Regions from separate parts of the Homo sapiens genome. Here region 1 is linked to region 2. Evidence: chromatin contacts called from ENCODE Hi-C or POLR2A ChIA-PET data. All regions are on one chromosome and are shown on one strand. The core of a region is the stretch at or near the end of the contact, and the rest is flanking DNA. Distances in the headings are between cores, read along the strand shown. Region 1 holds the start of TIMM50 (translocase of inner mitochondrial membrane 50). Region 2 holds the start of LRFN1 (leucine rich repeat and fibronectin type III domain containing 1).

Evidence for each region. A loop is a pair of places that touch in the nucleus more often than their neighbours do. ChIA-PET counts read pairs that join two places held with the same protein, here RNA polymerase II (POLR2A). Pooled maps may share reads with other maps.
Region 1: a pooled map shows a loop between it and region 2 (5-fold over the local background). The contact joins the promoter of TIMM50 here to the promoter of LRFN1 in region 2. A Hi-C loop is called at or near these places in 1 of 37 single-sample maps with no recorded cell type and 4 of 50 pooled maps. POLR2A ChIA-PET finds 5 or more read pairs at or near these places in 2 of 52 experiments (Panc1 and activated T-cell).

What each region holds. Positions count from the first base shown.
Region 1 is chr19:39,477,847-39,482,473 of GRCh38, reverse strand. TIMM50 (translocase of inner mitochondrial membrane 50) reads right to left here and starts at 1,636. Exons shown (of 11, transcript NM_001001563.5): 1 at 1,513-1,636; 2 at 441-591. The coding sequence starts at 1,620. RefSeq lists enhancers at 1,184-1,233, 1,354-1,948.
Region 2 is chr19:39,317,703-39,322,115 of GRCh38, reverse strand. It overlaps LRFN1 (leucine rich repeat and fibronectin type III domain containing 1), which reads left to right and starts at 1,253. Exons shown (of 5, transcript NM_020862.2): 1 at 1,253-1,323; 2 at 3,758-3,790. RefSeq lists a silencer at 1,405-1,664.

The DNA of each region.
Region 1 (4,627 bases), core at 387-2,886, 160 kb before region 2:
GTGTTAGCCAGGATGGTCTCCGTCTCCTGACCTCGTGATCCGCCCGCCTCGGCCTCCCAAAGTGCTGGGATTACAGGCGTGAGCCACCGTGCCCGGCCGGGTCTGTGGGATTTAAAGTAACTAGTGGGAAGGCTGGATTTTTGGCTGCTGAGGAAAGACAAAGTTTAGGAAGCTGATCCAGGCCTATCCTTCCCCATCTTCCCCTCTTTCCTTTATCCTGGTACAGGAACCAACTAGAAAGACTAGAACCTTAAGGAGTGGAAGGGAGAAGAAAGAAGACTTCCCTGGTTTTCAAGGTAGGTGTCTTATTTGGCTGCCCTATTGAGGAAGGAGCCAGGGAATGAAGACGAGAGAAGCTGGTAGTGGGCAAGAGTGGGAGGTTCCACAGTGGACCAGGGAGGCCAAGGAACAAAACTGGGGGACAGGGATATGTCCCTCACCAAAGATATAGACGACGCTCACAGTCCCACCAGCTCCAAGCAGCCCAGCAAGCCAGAGCGCAACTTTTTTGGCATAGCTGGGACCCTCTGAGCCCGGCTGCTGCTGTGGCCCTTGCGCCTTAGTGCTCCCGCGGCTCCCGATCTCTGCGGCCTGCGGTTGAGAAAGGGGAGGTCAGCCAAGAGAGAAGAGAGGTCAGGATGGTCCCCACCCTCCAGTCCAAGAAGAATCAAGTTCAGGAGCCAAGAGGCAGACACCCACAGAGCCCTGGACATCTGTGTCCCTGGAGTAGCAGTCAGGATGTGGGGCTGCTCAGAGGGTCAAAACCAGACTGTCCCGCACCAGGATGCCAGGAGTTTTAAAAGCTAACAGGCCAGGTGCACAGGATCCTGAAGGCAACAGGACTGGAGGGTCTGCAGCCCAGAAAAGCAAAGCACGGAGAATAAGGGATGGGAGGGCCTAAACACTGGGATGAGAGGGAACGGAGGGCACAAGTGGTGGGGGAAGGGGTACAGACAGAACCGGGAGTTACGACGTCCGGCTGCTTGGGGCTAAAAGTAGCAGAGTTATAGGGTAAGGGATAGGAGCGGAGGCGGGGAAGGGCAATCACTTGTCTGGGGCTTGGGGAACTAAGGCACAGAAGTGATAGACTTGGAGGTCAGAATGGCTGGGTCTCTGTCAACATGGAGGCAAGTCGAATTGGAAACCCAAACGTCTACCTCGCCACCACCAACGCCACAGAGAAAATAACTCCCACGGCCAGACTGGGACTCCAGCGTCCCAGGCCCCTCCTGCTCAAGTATCACCTGAGTGGTCACTGAAACGGGGAACGGTAACCCCCTCCTCCTCCGGCACCCACGTGGGTGGGAGGTGGGGTCTAAGGACACACCTGGATTCCCAGCCTCCAGCCTAGGGGAGCAACCACCCAGGAGGTTGGGAAGGGCCCCAAAACACAAGCGGCGTTTCATTCAGCACCCTGAGGTGAGGCGTCCCGGAACCCCCAAGGGGCGGCGATATGTCCGTAACTCCAGGGAAGGGACCCCACATTCAGAGGGCCACCCTCGTTCCGCTCACCTGATCTGGGGCCCGGCGGGGCGGCGTCGCCAACCTCGTGCACAGTCCCCGCGAGCCGAGCCGGAGCCCGCTTCGCAAGCGCGAGAACACCGCTGCCGAGGCCGCCATCTTGCGCTGACGCCACGCGGCCCCGCCCACTCGCTCCCTCTTCGCCCGCCCCGGGCCGGAGCTACAGCCAATGGAAACGCGGGGGAGGGGCGGGTGGACGGAAGCCCGAGAGAGACCAAAGGCATCGGGCGGATTGCCGCAGGCGCGTTTGCTTCTGACTAGTCTCCTGGCTGACCCTGGGGGCGACAACTGGGATTCAAAGTCATCTGGACCACGCCCCCTTGGGCCTTGCAGAGCGCCACCGCCCCTGCAAAGGACGCAGCGAAGGAAGGGATCACACTTATTGCCCAGAGATAAAGCTGAGGCCATAATGAAGGGAGTCAGTGGCTGCCTGATTTGTCCAAAAAAATAGTCACGAGTCAGGCCGCTTGTCTCACCGTGTAAGGCAATCGGCCCTCACCTCCCAATTGTCTGAAGGGATGGGTTGCCCCTCCACACCTGTGGGTGTTTCTCGTTAGGTGGAACGAGAGACTTTGGAAGAGAAAAAGACACAGAAACAAAGTATAGAGAAAGAAATAAAGGGGGCCCAGGGGACCAGCGTTCAGCATACGGAGGATCCCTCCAGCCTCTGAGTTCCCTTAGTATTTACTGATCATTCTTGGGTGTTTCTTGGAGAGGGGGATGCGTCAGGGTCATAGGATAATAGTGGAGAGAGGGTCAGCAGATAAACACGTGAACAACGGTTCATAGACAAGGTAAAGAATTAAATGCTGTACTTTAGATATGCATACATATAAACATCTCAGTGCCTTACAGAGCAGTATTGTTGCCCGCATGTTCCACCTCCAGCCCTAAGGCAGTTTTCCCCTATCTCAGTAGATGGAACATACAATCGGGTTTTATACCAAGACTTGCCCAGGGACGGGCAGGAGACAGATGCCTTCCTCTTGTCTCAACTGCGAAGAGGCGTTCCTTCCTGTTTTACTAATCCTCCTCAGCACAGACCCTTTACGGGTGTCGGGCTGGGGGACGGTCAGATCTTTCCCTTCCCATGAGGCCATATTTCAGACTATCACATGGGGAGAAACCTTGGACAATACCTGGCTTTCCTAGGCAGAGGTCCCTGCGGTCTTCCGCAGTGTTTGTGTCACTGGGTACTTGAGATTAGGGAGTGGTGATGACTCTTAAGGAGCATGCTGCCTTCAAGCATCTGTTTAACAAAGCACGTCCTGCACAGCCCTTAATCCATTTAACCCTGAGTTGACACAGCACATGTTTCAGAGAGCACGGGGTTGGTTATAGAGAACCCCGTCATCTATAACAGGGTATGGTTATAGATTAACAGCATCTCAAGGCAGAAGAATTTTTCTTAGTACAGAACAAAATGGAGTCTCCTATGTCTACTTCTTTCTACACAGACACAGTAACAATCTGATCTTTCTTTTCCCCACATTGTCAGAAATAGACATTGAGGCCCAGAAAACGACCTGAAAAGCCAGCCCTCGAAAACTCTTCTGGCCAGGCGCTGTGACTGACACCTATAATCCCAGTGCTTCGGGAGGCCGAGGCAGGAGGATCGCTTGAGGCCAGGAGTTTGAGACCACACTGGGTAACATAGCAAGACTGCAATCTCTATTTTTAAAATTAATAATAATAGGCCGGGCGCAGTGGCTCATGCCTGTAATCCCAGCACTTTGGGAGGCTGAGGCAGGCGGATCACCTGAGGTCAGGAGTTTTGAGACCAGCCTGGCCAACATGGGGAAACCACGTCTCTACTAAAAATAACAAAAAAAAAAAAAAATTAGCCAGGCATGATGGCACGCGCCTGTAGTCCCACCTACTGGGGAGGCTGAGCAGAAGAATCGCTTGAACCCAGGAGGCAGAGGTTGCAGTGAGCCTAGATTGTGCCACTGCACTCCAGCCTGGGCGACAGAGGGAGACTCCGTCTCAAAAAAAATAAAATAAAAATTAATAATAAAACTCTTCCTCACGTGGAGCTGGGAGGCAGAATCTGTTTTCTCTCCCATTCCTTCCTGCCATGATTTTCTATAAAGGACTGGAGAGCCAACCATTTTACCTGAGGCTCAGCCAAAGAACAGCAGTATCTGGCTGTACAGGGCTTGAGTGAGAAACGAATTAGAGGCTATAGATAAGACACCACGAACCTCCCTTAAATTGAGTGGAAGAAAAATCAGATCCTGTTTATGTAAACTTTAAAACCAAATACCAAGGTAGTAAAAATACAAATTCAAGAAAGGGAAAGACACAAGGAACTCGGCCCTCCTGGTTACTTCTGGGGGAATGGATTTAGGGTGCTGCTGAAGTGGGTCCTATCTAGTACATATTGTTTCCTGTTTCCTCAGCTGGCTGATGGGGACATTGGTGTTCTTGGTATATAATCTTGAACGTCTGAAATGTTTTTTGGTGTTTTTTTTTGTTGTTGTTGTTGGTTTTTTTTGGTTTTTTGAGACAGAGTTTTGCTCTGTCACCCTGGCTGGAGTGCAGTTGGTGCAATCTCGGCTCACGGCAACCTCCACCTCCCAGGTTCAAGCGATTCTCCTGCTTCAGCCTCCCAAGTAGCTGGGAATACAGGCGCCCGCCACCATGCCCAGCTAATTTTTTTTGTATTTTTAGTAGAGACAGGGTTTCACCATATTGGTCAGGCTCGTCTCAAACTCCAGACTTCAAATGATCCGCCCCCCTCGGCCTCCCAAAGTGCTGGGATTACAGGCATGAGCTATTGCGCCCGGCCTGAAATGTTTTATAATACATTTACATTTGTAAAAAGACAGGAATATCTAACGAGGAAGGGAAACAGGTTCTGGGTACTAAGCCCCAGTCTCTAAGATTGCACTCACTCCTGCCCCCAAGTCATTGGATGAACTACAGCAATCCTGGTGTCACTGCTATCAGGGTTCAAGAAAAAGGACCGCTGAGCACTGTGGCTCACGCCTGTTATTGCAGCACTTTGGGAGGCCGAGGCAGAAGGATCACTTGAAGCCAGGAGATCGAGACCAGCCTGAGCAATATAGTGAGACCCGTCTCTATGAAAAACTTAAAAATAAAA
Region 2 (4,413 bases), core at 4-2,503:
CCTGTGAATATCTCAGAAAGAGAAGGAGAGTGGCCTGAGATACTCAGTGGGGTTTGAGGGAAGGGGTGGGGTTCAGCTATGGGACAGGGGATGGGCAAAGGGGTCTGAACTAGGAAGGAGCAAGGCATTCTGGGCTCTATGGAAGTCACAGGGAGGGGGGACTTTCAGGGTCCAAGAGAAAGAACTGGAGCAAGAAGGAGGCAGGGTCCTCAAGGGGGCAGGACTAGTAGGGGGTGGGAAAAAATTGGGGCTAATTGGGGAGTTTTGGAAACCAAAGGATGTCTTGGAGGAGAAGGAGAGAGAAAGGTGTAAGGTCAAAGGGGTGGAAGATGGTTTGGGGTCTAATGGGGTTCATGGGGAAAGTTTAAGGGTCTTCCATAGGGATAAGAGACATTTTAGGGCCCCCTAGAAGTTAGGCATGGTTTGGAGTTCATACTGGGGGTAAGGGAATGGGTTAGGGTCCTTGAGGGTAGAAGGACATGGCTGGGGGTCCCCAAGAAGGAGTGGAATATGATTTGTGGTTCTGGTGGCTGTAGAATGTGGTTTGGGTCCCCAAAGGGAGTCAGGCACCATCTGGGATTTGGCTGACATATGGTCTGAAGTCTCCCCCGATGTTAGGGTATGATTTGGGGTCCGTGAGGGAAGGGGTGTGGTCTGGGGGTCTATCTGAATGTTGGGATATGATTTAGGGTTGCTGGTGGGGTGGTCTGGATCCCCTTGGATGCTGGGATATGATCTGGGATTCTTCTGGGTTTGGGGGCATGGTCTGGGGTTCCTGACAGTGTGTGGGTCATAGTCTGAGGTCAAGCAGGAGAGCAGGGCATGATTTGTGGTCCTGGGTGGCCCTAGAACATCGCCTGGGTTCTCAAAAGAGGTGAGGCCTGATCCGAGGTCCCCCTGGGTATTAGGACGTGATGGGAGGTCTCTGTAGGGAGATCCGGGGTCCCTAGGCCAGTTGGGGCGTGGTCTGGGGGGGTCTCCGGGGAGGCCGGCGGGGCTGGGGGTGGGGCTGGGGAAGGGTCGGGGGCGGGCCCGCGGCGGCTCGGCAGTGGAGAGGGGTCTGCGGCGGGTTCGGGGCGGGGATCCCGGGTGTGCGACCGCCCCGCCCGGCCGCCCCCACCAGTCGGCGCCCCCTCCCCCCTTGCGGCGGCGGTGGCGGCGGGCGGCGCGGAGGGCGGAGCTCGGCTGCGGCTCGGGAGGGAGGGCGGGAGGCGGGAGGGAGGCGGCCCCGCGGCACCGCGCCCCCTCCCCCGGCCCTCCCCCCACCATGGCGCGGAGCGAGGCAGCGGCGGCGGGGCCGGGCCCGGGGCCCCCCCGGGCTGGGTGAGCGCGGCCTGCAGCGGCCCGGGAGCGGCGGGCGGGGGCGCGGGTGTGTGCGCGGGTGTGAGCGTGCGAGCGTGCGAGTGTGTGTCCGTGGCGCTGCGGCGGGCCCGGCGTGCGCCCGCGCGGCCCTATGTGTGCCCGGTGCCGGCGTGTGCGGCGCCCTGCCCGTGTGGCCATCGGGTGTGCGCGGGGTGTCGAGCCCGGCCGGCGTGTCCGGCTGTGCACGCGTGTCCCCCCGAGCGGCCGCCCCTCCGGCTGTGTGTCTGGGCGCTGTCGCGCGCCCATCGGAGGGGCTGTGTGCAGGTGTGTGTGTGCGTGGGTTGTGTGCCCAGGTGTGGGTCCCCCCCAAGCCCATGTGCGTGCGCGACTAGCTGCTCTGGGTGTTTGTGTCCGGGTTGGATGTCCATCCCCGGGTCTGTGGAGCCGGGTGTGCCCGCTCGGGTGTCCATTTGTGTGTGTGTGTGTGTGTGTGTGTGTGTGTGTGTGTCTGCGGGTTGTATGTCTCCGAGGGTGTGTATCTGTGAGTCCACGGCAGGTTGCTGGCTTGGGGGCTGAGGCTCGGCGCCCAGGCCTCGGTGTGGATTTGGGGGAGGGGAGTTCGCCGCTCCCTCGGTCCATGTCAACTGGGGGGTCCTTAGCGGTCCTGGGGGAAGCGGCCATGTCTTCCCCTTCCCGGTGGTTGCGGGGGGGGGATGGGCGGCCAGGAGGTGGACAGATGGAGGGGGGATGAGAGGCCGAGAAATGGACAGATGGGCCCTGAGGTGGGGGTTGGGGGGCGAAGACCCGGCCCTTCCCCACCCACTCCACCCTAATTCCCCCACCGGCCAGACATCTGCAGACGGAGCCAGAGTTACCTCCATCCTGATGGCCAGGCTGGGGAACCTTTGGGGCTGCTGGTGGGAGGATCTCCTTGAAACGGTGATCTAGGACTCAAACCCCCAAATCCTCTTGAGTTTCCACCTGCTGAACTCTGACCTCTGGCCTGGCTTTTGCCCTGGTTTTTTGGGGGTGTGGAGGGCAGGATGCTGAATGTGCTGCAGGGATGTTAGGATTTCTTGGGCCTGGGAAGTAAGTAGGTGGGGTGGTGGGGGGGTGCCTCAGGGCTGGGAGGAATGTGTGTCCAAGACTGTGTGAGTGTGAATCTGGGCCTGTCTACTGACTGTGCTACTGTGGTTCAGTATTTTCTATGCATTTGGAAGTGTGTAAATCACAGGACTGTTGTGTGAGCATGTGTCTGTTATGAGTGAACATCTTGGCGTGTCTGCAAAGGTGGATCTTTTTGTGCCTGTGTGCGTGTTCCAGTGTGGATCAGCCTCGTATCTGTATGCTTGTGGTTTTGTGTGTGTGTGTGTGTGTGTGAGGTATGTATCTGTTAGCGTGGTGCTGTATCAACTTTGCAACATGGAGATGTGTGAAGTATGAGTGTGTCTAGGCATTTAAGAGTGTGCACTTGTGTATGTTTGCACAGGTGTGTGTGTGTTTGTTAGATGTGTGTGCCCCTGTGTGCTGGTGAGTGTGCAAGGTAGATCTGTTGTAAATGCATGTACCTGGTTGTCTGTTAGGGGGCACATGAGTTTCTCTGTTGTATCTGTGCATTTGTGTGTGTGAACTTGCATGGCAGAGTCAGTGTTGTACATGTATTGTTGCATGCAGGTGTGTCAACCTTGAGGGTATGTATCCATCTATGTTGTGAGTCTGTTTGTGTTTTGGTGTTGGTCTCTGGGGGTTGTGTATGTTCAGACATGTATGTGAAAGACACATGTGTCTGTGCCCTGGCACAAGGCTGTCCCTACTCTTGGGTTCAGTGGGTTTGAGGCCCATGTGGCATGACCTCTGGTATACTGGGGTCCCGCCTGGGGTCCCTGGACACAGTGTGTCCATATGCCAGGCCAAGTGCCCATAGAGGGCGGAGGGCACACAGATCATGTTGCTATGTTCATAGAAATCCAGATGTAGAGACTTGGGTTGTGGGCTTGCGTGGGTTCTGACATGGACACACATGTTGGTGTGGGCAATAGTATCATGGCAAGGATGGGAAACTTTGGCCCTTCCCCAGCTCTTGGTACCGTTCAGGACTTTGGAGTTGAGGGGCTGGGATGTAAACTCTTGGGTTCTAATGGAGGGCCAGAGGTCTGGTCTGGACTCTTGGGTCAGAGGGAAGAGGGGGCTGGGGTTCTTGGCTCCTGAAACCCCAGAGGACAAAGGGCTAAAGTCCTCGACTCCTGGGCTTTGGAGGGTGAACAACCCTGAGGCCTAATCTAGGATTCCAGAGAGGACTTCTGGGTTCCTGTGAGACTATGCAAAACCCGCCACAGGAGGACTGAGAGCGTGATCACACCAGGGACTTCCTTGGCCGGGATGGTCTCCAAGGCAAGATCTGGTGCACAGAGAAGAGCCAGAACGATGCTAACAAGGTGGTTCTGTTCCTTTGCAGGTGCTGGCCCAGGCCCTGACTCCCTGAAGAGAGGTGAGTAGAGCCGTAAGGCTTCAGAGAGAGAGAGACATGGGGGGTGATGGGGCTTGCTGTCAGCCAGCTGGGGGTCTGGAACCCTGCCTCGCATGGATTTCAGTTCAGGGGATGACAGTTTCCTGAAGGACCAGTTGCCCACCACTCTGTCCAAGGCTGGGGAGTGGTGACAAGGTCAGGAACATCAAAGTTGGGTGAGGGCTTGTGGTGGCCAGGTGGCTCTGGGGAGCAGGTGGGGGGTTTCAGGCCAAGAGACATTCATTCTCAGGATGGTTAAGGTGTTTGGGAAAGCAAGGTTTCCTCATGATATCAGTAAAGGATACAAGAATATGTCAAGATATGAAATGACCCCTGCATTTAGAGGGTTGAGTGAATATGTTTGCCCATTTTGTATGTGCGTGTGCATGGGTGTGGGAAGATCTCCCGATAGCCTGACCTCCTGGTGGCTGAGAAAGCTGGAGAAAATAATAAATTAGTAATAATAATAGTAATAATAATAATGATAATAGCAGCAGCTCACATGTATATAGTGTTTACTTTGTCAGGAACTATTCTAAGCATGTCATAAAATATTATCTCATTAAATCCTCATAGCAACCTTATGAGGTGGGTGCCATTATTAT